2 separate regions of the Homo sapiens genome follow, and region 2 is linked to region 1. The links are chromatin contacts, found by POLR2A ChIA-PET in ENCODE. All regions are on one chromosome and are shown on one strand. Each heading gives the region's core, a stretch centred on a gene start or an enhancer-like site at or near the end of the contact. The rest is flanking DNA. Distances are from core to core; before and after follow the strand shown.

Evidence for each region. ChIA-PET counts read pairs that join two places held with the same protein, here RNA polymerase II (POLR2A).
Region 2: POLR2A ChIA-PET joins it to region 1 with 10 read pairs in activated CD4-positive, alpha-beta T cell. The contact joins the promoter of TCTA here to the enhancer-like site in region 1. POLR2A ChIA-PET finds 5 or more read pairs at or near these places in 2 of 52 experiments (MCF 10A and activated CD4-positive, alpha-beta T cell).

What each region holds. Positions count from the first base shown.
Region 1 is chr3:48,265,981-48,271,184 of GRCh38, reverse strand. ZNF589 (zinc finger protein 589) reads right to left here. Exons shown (of 4, transcript NM_016089.3): 4 at 195-3,270. The coding sequence ends at 2,399. Among named protein-coding and RNA genes, the nearest start is that of ZNF589, 27 kb to the right of the region's middle. Within about 2 kb of position 2,749, at least 11 of the 41 ENCODE cell types and tissues checked have a DNase peak (open chromatin) inside an H3K27ac peak, as active enhancers do.
Region 2 is chr3:49,409,524-49,414,727 of GRCh38, reverse strand. TCTA (T cell leukemia translocation altered) reads right to left here and starts at 2,305. Exons shown (of 3, transcript NM_022171.3): 1 at 2,088-2,305; 2 at 1,618-1,672. The coding sequence starts at 2,301. It overlaps RHOA (ras homolog family member A), which reads left to right and starts at 2,752. Exons shown (of 5, transcript NM_001664.4): 1 at 2,752-2,908. RefSeq lists enhancers at 2,093-2,502, 2,438-2,732, 2,631-3,605 and silencers at 2,573-2,872, 2,933-3,212, 3,223-3,312.

The sequences.
Region 1 (5,204 bases), core at 1,500-3,999:
CAGCTTCACTCCTGAAACCAGCAAGACCACGAACCCACCGGAAGGAACTAACAACTCCAGATGCGCTGCCTTTAAGAGCCGTAACACTGCTAAGGTCTGCAGCTTCACTCCTAAGCGAGACCACAAACCCACCAGAAGTTAGAAACTCTGGACACGTCCGAACATCAGAAGGAACAAACTCCAGACACACCATGTTTAAGAATTGTAACACTCACCGTGAGGGTCCACGGCTTCATTCTTGAAGTCAGCAAGACCAAGAACCCACCAATTCCAGACACATTAGGGTGGTAGGCCAGGCATGGGGGAGATCCTACATTCCAGGTACCCCTAGCCCTTCCCCTAAGCAGGCTAACCTTGGGGATTCCCTGGAGATCAACCACTTCCAGTGAGAGGGAGTGGACAAAAGCCTCTGGACCAGCCATTCCTTCTCTCTCTCCAAGTCCTTTTTCCTCTCTAGCATCAAAACCAAGCCTAAGTATTTTGAGGTTACATGAACATCTCTCCCCTTCTTTTCTGTGGCAGAGTCCCTTAGCAAATAGAGGCACTGGGGCCTGAGTGGATAGCTCTCCAAGGTACACTCATTGACACAGGGTATCAGGTAGGGCTAGCCCCAGCCCAAGGGAGTAAGGCAAACTGTCAGAACCTGGGCCATATGGGCCCTGGAGTGTGAGGAGAGACAAATGGCTAAAGGCCCTGGCACCATTCCTGGATGTAATTTAGCCACCCGAGCATGGCTAAAACACTGGGTACTGAGATTGGAGGATTTAAGAGGAGCTGTGTTTAAAATACCCTTAAACCTGGTATTGGAAGGCTGATGATGCAGCATTGCTAGATCCCTGTCATTGAAGGCCAAGGTGGCGTGGCTATGTTTAAGTCCTGAGTCTGAAGAACTTTTAGAGTGTGGTTAAAGAATCTTGGATTTGGGACTGGAGGGTTAGGAAGGGGACCTGGTAAAGGTGTCCCTCAGATTGTAGGGCTGGAGACTGAACTCTGAGTAAAATCTAAAGGTGGGGTAGGAGAGGAAACAGCAAAGGCTAGAGATGTAGAAAAAAATAAAGCAGGAGAGTGTCATGGAAGCTAATGGAAGAACACAGTTGCAGAAGGAAGTAGTCAGATGCAAAGACCATTCCTCCAAGGGGACCGTCACTTGACACCTCTGCTCTCAGAAGTTAGATCTCTGTCATCTTCACATCTAAAGGAATGTAAGGGGTCAAAAGACTGTCCCCAAAGCTCTTAGAACAAGAGTGGGGTGGGCGTACAGTGGATAGATTTGACTCCAAGTATCTCTTAAGGGGCCACTTCCAGCCAACACCTTACTCTCACTCCATGAAGGTTTCTCCCGAGTGTGTCCTCTGACACGTGACAAGTAATGATGTCCACGTACAGCTCTGTCCACATTACCTTACAAACAAGGCTTCTCCCTAAGCATTTCCGCTGGTGTGGCTGATGGCTGACTTGTTGCTAAAATCACATCCTCACTCCTTGCACCTCTAAAGCTTTTCCCCGAGTGTATCTTCTGGTGTATGATGAGCTGTGACTTTCTCCTAAAGCTTTGCCCACACTCCACGCATGCATAAGGCTTCTCCCCCGAGTGTATCCTCTGATGTAAGCTGAGAGTGGACTTGTGGCTAAAGTTTCGCCCACACTCGATGCATGCGTAAGGTTTCTCTCCTGTGTGTGTCCTCCAGTGTCTGTTGAGGAGTATCTTCCGGCCAAATCCCCGCCCACATTCCCCACACACATAAGGCTTCTCCCCTGAATGTGTCTGCTCGTGTGCGAGGAGAGTTGATTTATCACAAAAGCCTCGCCCACACTGGCTGCACACATAAGGTTTTTCCTTGGAGTGTGTACTCCGGTGGTAGTGGAGGGTTGACTGAGCTATAAAGCCTCGCCCACACTCTCCGCAGACATAAGGCTTTTCTCCTGTGTGTGTCCTCTGGTGTCTGATGAGCTGTGATTTCGTGATAAAGCCTTGCCCACACTCCGTGCATGCATAAGGCTTCTCCCCAGAGTGTATCCTCTGATGTACACTAAGAGCGGACTTGAGGCTAAAGTTTCGCCCACACTCAAAGCACGTGTAAGGCTTCTCTCCCGTGTGTGTCCTCCAGTGTCCATTGAGGACTATCCTCCGGCTAAATCCCCGCCCACATTCCCCACACACATAAGGCTTCTCCCCTGAGTGTGTTCTCCGATGTGATTTGAGCGACGACTTCTGGCTAAATCCATGCCCACACTCCTCACACACGTGAGGTTTCACCTCTGAATGTGTCCACTGGTGTAGGAGGAGAGTTGATTTAGCACGAAAGCCTCGCCCACACTCTCTGCAAACAAAAGGCTTCTCATCTGAATGTATCCTCTGGTGTGTGTTGAGACATGATCTCCTTACAAAGCCTCGGCCTCAATCTCTGCACACATAAGGCTTATCCCCCGTGTGAATTCTCTGGTGCTTAATGAGCTCTGACTTTTCACGAAAGCCTCGCCCACACACTGTGCACATAAACGATTTCTCCCTTGTGTGTGTCCTCTGATGTCTGATGAGGTATGGCTTGCAGCTAAAGCCTCGCCCACAATGGCTGCACACATAAGGTTTCTCCCCGGAGTGTGTACTCAGGTGGTTGCGGAGGACTGACTCAACTATAAAGCCTCGCCCACACTCTCCGCAGACATAAGGCTTTTCTCCTGTGTGTGTCCTCTGGTGTATGATGAGCTGTGACTTCCTGCTAAAGCCTCGCCCACACTCCCTGCACACCTGTGACTGCCTTTTGTCTGAAGATTTTTCTGCTGTGACTGCCTTCTGTCTGAACAGGTTTGACTTCTGGTTAAAAGCTAGTGCACACTCCCCAAACGTGACTGCTCCAAACCCTGGGGTTTCTGCCCTCTTGGAAATTCTGTCTACTTCCTCAGAGCTTGCATTCTGGGCTGGACTGAGCTGTATCTCTAATATTCTGTTGCCTCCCCAAGAGCTTATTGGTGGTCTCTGGAACAGGCTAGAGAAACCCACTAAAGCCCCCCTTTCATTTGTACTCCAAAACAAGGGTCTGACGCCTCCTTCCACTCGTTGATCTTCTGCTTCAGCCCCCCTGTGATTTTTATCAGAAGGATGTTGTGACTGTGGCTGATCCTCTGGGCAGGGATTTCCTGGGTGGAGTTGATTTCCTGCATGGAAACCTGGAATAGGATGATTGTGTAGCTCATCTTGGCTGAGGAACTGCTGACTGCCAAAGGCCAGAGGGCAAGAAGGGCAGGTATGGACTTCTGGCTTTGATTCTGCTGAAGAAAGAAAGTTTCCAGTCAGAAGAGTCATAGGAAGGGCTGACTGGGCTCTTGTTTTATGATAAGACCTGGCCCATTAATCATTCTCAATGATTAAAGTCTTTCTCCCCAAGATGTGCTGTGCAGGACCTATATTTTCATTCAACCTCTTCAAACTTTTGATTTGGAAATCATTTCAAATATACAGAAAAGTTGCAAGAATATGAATAATACAAAGGGCTGGGCACAGTGGCTCACGCCTGTAATCCCAGCACTTTGGGAGGCGGAGGCGGGCAGATCACGAGGTCAAGAGATTGAGACCATACTGCCCAACATGGTGAAACCCTGTCTCTACTAAAAATACAAAAATTAGCTGGGTGGAGTGACGGGCGCCTGTAGTCCCAGCTACTCGGGAGGCTGAGACAGGAGAATCACTTGAACCCGGGAGGCAGAGGTTGCAGTGAGCCAAGATCATGCCACTGTACTCCAGCCTGGCGACAGAGTGAGACTCCGTCTCAAAAAAAAAAAAAAATTCTTCTATTTATTAGTTAGGCAAGGGTCTTCAGTTAGGCTGATAAAGGGTCTGGCCTCCTGGATTACAAAAAGTTCATGGTTGTTTGTTATCTTCAGCTGGTTAGAAACAGTTGCAATTTAATTTTGATATTTCTTAGGAAAGTGCAGCTAAATGGTAACATTACTGTATTTGCCGACTTGTGGAAAACAGGGAAGAGCAGGTCTTGGATTGGAGGACCAAGAGCCAGCCTTCTTTAAGTCAGTTGTGCCTGTCTTCTCCACTGATGAATCCTCACTTCTGGTAGAACTTGGCATGTAATCTTCCTCTAGTAAATATCTACTTATGAGTGGGGAAACTCAAATGAAGGCTTCCTATGCACATTCTTCAATACTATTCTGTACTGCATTCTACATTGGGGGACATCGAGACTAAGTGACTCCTATCTCAATCCATCCTTTCTTCTCAAAGGAAAAGTCACAAAGAGCATTCCCGTATAGGTCATAAAGACTGTTCTCTCAGTGGAAACAAATGCTTATGGCATTATGTGATTATGGTAGAGGATAATTTTAGTATAATTGTAGATATTTACAACACTGAGGATGTCTGGATGCCTACTTGGAAGATTCTCTGTTGCGATAATATATAGAATAGATTCGGCTGTGGGTTTTTTTGGATTAAAGTAAAATATGTAATAAGTAAAAATGGAGTGCAGTGTATAATCTGAATCTAATCATGGGAAACAACAGGAACTTTTTTGTGACGGCGTTCACCATGTTGCCCAGGCTAGTCTTGAAGTCCTGAGCTCAGGCAATCTGCCCGCCTTGGTTGGCCTCCCAAAGTGCTGGGATTACAGGCGTGAGCCACGGCGCCCGGCCCTATTTGGCTTTAGTCACCCACTCCCACCACCACATTCTTCGATTCCTGATTCTAGGGCAGCACTCTATGATTCCAGGGCTTCATTTCTTCTGGATGGATGGGGGTCCTGGTTTCAGTAGCTCCTCTGGAGCAGCATAGCTTAGCTAGTCCTCATCCCTCTTCCTGTCCTGAGAGAGTTGGAGCAGTTGGGCTGGGTGTCTGGGAATCTGATGATCAGGATGTCTGGATGGCAGCTTTGCAAGCCTAGAGTAGTCAAAGCCTGGAACACTCCTGGCCCTAGATGTAGTTCAAAGGCCAAAGGTGGTTAGCTTTCCCAAGAGGTATTGCATCTATGTCAGGGGGCTTAATTCTCACTGGCTTCTTTTCTTCAAAGGCCTAGTCAAAGTAGCAAGGATCTCATTATTTATAGAACATAGACCTTTAAAAAGTTCAGAGTTATTTGTGGTGTATTTAGAGTATTTAGGAACACATATTTTGGCATCCTGAACCCTGTCTTGTCTTTTCTTACTTTATGACTGTGGACACAAAGTTACTAATCCTTCTAAACTTCAATTTCCCGATC
Region 2 (5,204 bases), core at 1,056-3,555, 1.1 Mb before region 1:
GAGCTAGGCTCAGTAAGGTCACATAACAATCTAGACCTCTCTGCTGGTCTCCCACAGCCCACCCTGGGCCCAGCACCTTCTCCCTGCAGACTCATTCTTCTTCCTGGTTCTCCATGTTAGTACGGCATTGCCATCCTTCTCTAGTTTTTTTATTCTTTTTATTTATTACTATTGTTATTACTTTTCTTTTTTTGAGACGGAGTTTCACTCTTGTTGCCCAGGTTGGGGTGCAATGGCAAGATCTCAGCTCACTGCAGCCTCCACCTCCCGGGTTCAAGCAATTTTCCTGCCTCAGCCTCCCAAGTAGCTGGGATTACAGGCGCCCGCCACCACACCCAGCTAGTTTTTGTATTTTTAGTGAAGACGGGGTTTCGCCATGTTGGCCAGGCTGGTCTCAAACTCCTGGCCTCAGGTGATCTACCCTCCTCAGTCTCCCAAAGTGCTAGGAACAGGCGTGAGCCACCATGCCCGGCCTGTTATTTTTTTTGAGACAGAGTCTCACTCTGATGCCCAGTCTGGAGTGCAGTGGCGTGATCTGGGCTCACTGCAACCTCTGCCTCCTGGGTTCAAGTGATTCTCATGCCTCAGCCTCCCGAGTAGCTGGGATTACAGGCGTATGCCACCATGCCCAGCTAATTTTTTCTATTTTTAGTAAAGACGGGGTTTCCCTATGTTGGCCAGGCTAGTCTCAAACTCCTGACCTCAAGTGATCCGCCCATCTCAGCCTCCCAAAGTGCTGGGATTACAGGCATGAGCCATGGGGCCTGGCCTCTTCTCTAAGACAGAAACCTGGGCAGTGGCAGCCTTTCTAACCTCTAGCCCTAACTCTTGGACCCCTTTATCTACTTGCCATGAAGTAGGCATTTATAAAGGCAAATTAGATCAGACCACAGCCTTGCTGAGTTAGTCTTTCAATGGCTCCCAGGGTCCAACAAGCTCTCACGTTCAAGCTCCAGCATCACAGTCTTACCTATTCTAATATGTCACCCGTATTCTTCCCTCTTAGCCTTGCTCAATCCATTCCCTTTGCTTGGTACACTTTGTCACCCTGTGGCATTTGATCTCGGCTTAGGTGTCTTTCTTGGGAGAAGCCTTCCCTGACCACCCTTGCCCCATGCACTGCCGCCCTCCCCTAATAAATCCCTGGCTCCCCATGAGCAGGGCCCGGGTTGTCTTTGTTCTCTGGGCCTCGTGTGGCCCCTATCACGTGATAGGGGCCCAGAGATTATCTGAATGAATGCCCTGATTAGTGAGCGCATGTTTTGCAGAAGAGGAGGCTGACCCTGATGAGGTCAATGTGCTCAGGACAGAGATTACTGCCTTCCCAACTGAGGGGATTGTGCAGAGTGGAATCCAACAAACCTGTCATTTCATCTCTCTGAAATTATGACAATACCACCACCTATCCTACAGGCTGCTGAACAGCATGATGATGGACTGTCCAGACCTTGGTGTCACCCTAACTTGAAGCCTGAGCTCTACGTGCAGACTTGAAGCTTGCTGCAAAGGCCATTAAGCTGGTGGGCTTAAAGCCTGAGAACTCCCCTCTCTGTCACCAGCACAGGAGTGTCCTTGGAATGCCAAGCATGGGGTTGCGGTATGGACAGATTTACTCACCACGAAGGGAAATGCGTGGAGCCATCAGGCGTGGATCCATTCTGACCACCCAGACCTGGAGGCAGAAACACATCCAGAGCTGCAGAAGGCTGGGGTGGGAATCTGAGCAGGCATCAGCCCAGGTCAGGTTAGAGACCACTGGTATTGTTTGGTGAAGTCTGGTGAGGGTCCTAAGGGACTAATGGTATTGCCAGGTGAGAGTTCTGAGGAACAGATACAATGTGATGGGTGGACTGGTGGGGATTCTGGCGTAAAATGGTATGGTGGCATGAGTCAGGGCACAACGTTAAGTTCTCCCATCCAAGTACCTGGCTTAGCTTCCGAGGTCAGATGCGTTCAGGGTAGTAAGGCCGTGAACCAATGTTAAGTTCTGATGAGCCTCTTGCAGGATAGTGGGGAACCCAATGGTACAGTCGGGAGAGGGTGGGGGCGGGGGCGGCCAGCCCACGGAGGTTCGTAGGAAGCCTCACCTGGACGGTGATACAACCCGGTCACTGTATTCCCGTAGAACCCCCACGCCAGCTGGATGCCCAGGAGACTTAACACCAACCACAGCAGCAGCAGCTTGAAGAGGGTCACGCGCATGTCCTGCGCCTCCCACTCCCGCAAGAACTCGCTGCCCAGCGCGCCCAGCACCGTGGCCGGCAGAGCCTGCAAGGCCTGCCCAGACCAGGACTCCGCCATGACTGGCCCTCGCCCCACCCGGGGTACTGTCACCGTAGTCCCCACCACGCACGCGTGTGGTCTTCCGGGACCAGGCCCGTTAGTGCGCACGCGTAAACCCAGCCAGGGTGGGGCCTACTTCGCGTGCGTGAAGAGTTGGCAGTTCGGGGAGGAGTATTAAAACCGCGCACGCGCACCTAACCCCACCCTGCTTGCTTAAGGGATGAGTGACTCCGGGAGTACAAAATAGCAACCAGGTCTTTTATAGCCCCGGAGTTCCCGTGATGCCCCACGCGGCTGCAATGATTGGTTAAGGGTTTTGCTTTTAGGGCGTGGACGGGCTCCTGAGCAATAGTGGATGAGCTGTGAGTGCGCGCGCGTGCGCGGGGCCGCGACCTGTGCCGGCTCGAGCCCGCTGGGCACTCGGAGGCGCGCACGTCGTTCCCCGCCCTCCCGCCGCCGCCCGCCCTCGCTCTCTCGCGCTACCCTCCCGCCGCCCGCGGTCCTCCGTCGGTTCTCTCGTTAGTCCACGGTCTGGTCTTCAGCTACCCGCCTTCGTCTCCGAGTTTGCGACTCGCGGACCGGCGTCCCCGGCGCGAAGAGGCTGGACTCGGATTCGTTGCCTGAGGTGAGCGGAAGGGTTCCCTCCAGGCGCCGCGGGGCCCCAGGCCCGCCAGCCCGGTACTCTTCCGGCCGGCAGGCCGCCGCACCGCCGCGGCCGCGCCCCACCGGCTGCTCGTGGCCGAGCCGCCCCTGGCCCCTGACCCTTGACCTGACTCCCAGCCCGGGCCCCGCGCCCCAAGCGGCGACCCCGCCCGCGCAGTCCCCGGAAGCGCGCCCGGTAGTCTCCTGTGCCCCTTCCCCCGCCCGGCCGGGCCTGGTGGAGCCCAGGCTGCCCGCCTGCCCGCCCTCGGTCCCCGGAGCTTCCTCTCCCAGCGGCGCCGGGCAGGGCGGGGGCTTTGGGCCGGGCCCCGCGACCGCGCAGTGTAGCCGGCCGCTGAAAGCGCGCGTGGCTGTCGGAGTTGAAATGGGAAAGAAACTCTTTACAACTCCATTTTGCTTTTTACGTTTAACGAGAAACGACAATCACTGTTTCATATTGATTAAAGTCCAGTTACACTTTGGGTAGGTTTTCTTTTAATGCAGACTTGTTGGAGACTGTGTAAGTAAGTAAAAGATTGTATTGAACGCTTAGGGGTATGATCTACGGCCATACCACCTGGAACGCGCCCGAACTCGTCTGAAAGCTTTGGGGTCTGTTTTGAGTGGAAAAGGGGTATTTTCCATTTGGAAAAAAAAAACAACACACAAAACTGTAAATGATTTAAGCGATGTTGCATGAAAATAGATGCAATGTTGCTTAGTCGAAGTCGCTGTATTGATTAGGAATGATCTAAATATCTGTACCTTAGTTACTGATTGGATCTACAGTTACGGGTCGTCTTCATTGAATAGCGCTATTCGCATCCAAGTTGATTTGTTCACAAACCTTGTTTAGTAGTTTACGGTGGAAAATTGGAATCCTTTTTACCTCAAAGTTGGTTCCACTTGTGTTTTTTAATAGTTCTGATTTTAAATTTTTACCTCTGTTGTTGACTTGTTTGGTTCTGTCTTGAAGAAAGTCTTAAACGTTTCTTGCAGGTGTGTAAGTAGATATTTCACTCTGCCTTTCTGAAGGAGAAAAATTGAAAAACCAAAAAACTTCCATAATTTAAAATGTTGTATGTGGAGAGAATTTTTCAACCACTTAGTATCACCCAGATGTGTAATGTGTACCATGCGGATGATTGTCACCTTAGATGTGGCTAGATTGGCGGAGATACTGTTTTGAGCATTTGGCACAAGTGACATTGGACTGAAAAACTAGTTTTTAATTGTAAAGAATGACTTATTGAAGGATCTCTGGATAACTTGTCTTAATTGGTTCCATCTACTTTTGTGGAGCACTGATGGCTCTTGGGGACATTAAATATATAAGGTGCACCTTGGTTTGAGTTAAAGTCTAGTGCTAGATTTATCCTCTCTGTTCTCATAAAAATCTGTGTTGGAGGGAAGAAGAGAGTAGGAATACTGTGTAGTTCTTGAGTTTTAGATCTAAGAGGAATCTTTCAGGACTGGTTGTCCAACCCCATTTGCAGATGAGCAAACTGAGTCCCAGAGACTTAAGTAAATTTCCCAAGGTTACCTATCTAGTCAGGAGCAGACCAGAACTGTCTGCTCTGTTAAGGTATTCTCCATTTACTCCCAAGCAGTTGGCCTCCAGAGTCAGCTAAAATTCAGGACTTCTAGCTTATTCCATTGTTTCTTCTTTTAAACCTTGTTGATGGTGAATAGTTTGGGAGAAACTGTTCATTTGCCAAAAAATTTCGGTTCATTAGCTTACACAGCACTCTCCCCTTGTTAACTGGATGGTCCTGCCTTCAATTGAGGGAGATAGATGAATGTACGAGGGTCCCTGGTTGGCCTAATCATGGCTTTGTTTGGATTTTTTTTTAAGGGACCAACTTCTAGAGCAAGGCCTACACTTTACTGCTTCAAAACCAAGATATTTAGGTCAGGCTAAGATATTTTTAGTTAACTGTGGGCACTTTTGACTGTTGATTTGGGGTACTGCGTGTATCAAGTAAACAATTCCCTGTGCACATGCATGTGGTGGTGGTGGAGTATTTTCGTAGTCCTGATTTCTTTCCATTTGTCAGTTAACTGCTTTTTAAAAGTTTATTCTGGTCATATGGGGGTGTAAGTTATTAGGAGAGTAAAAACAGGTAGCTCTTCAGGTGTTTCTTGTCCATGGGGTGGAGTCCATGCAGTGACTGGAGAAGGTGCTAGTTTGCGTCTTTTTAATTGTCTTAGAGAGCTGAGAGATATATGTTAACTCTGAGAAGAAAGACTGATCAGCTTCTAAGAGAGCTAATTTGAAGCTG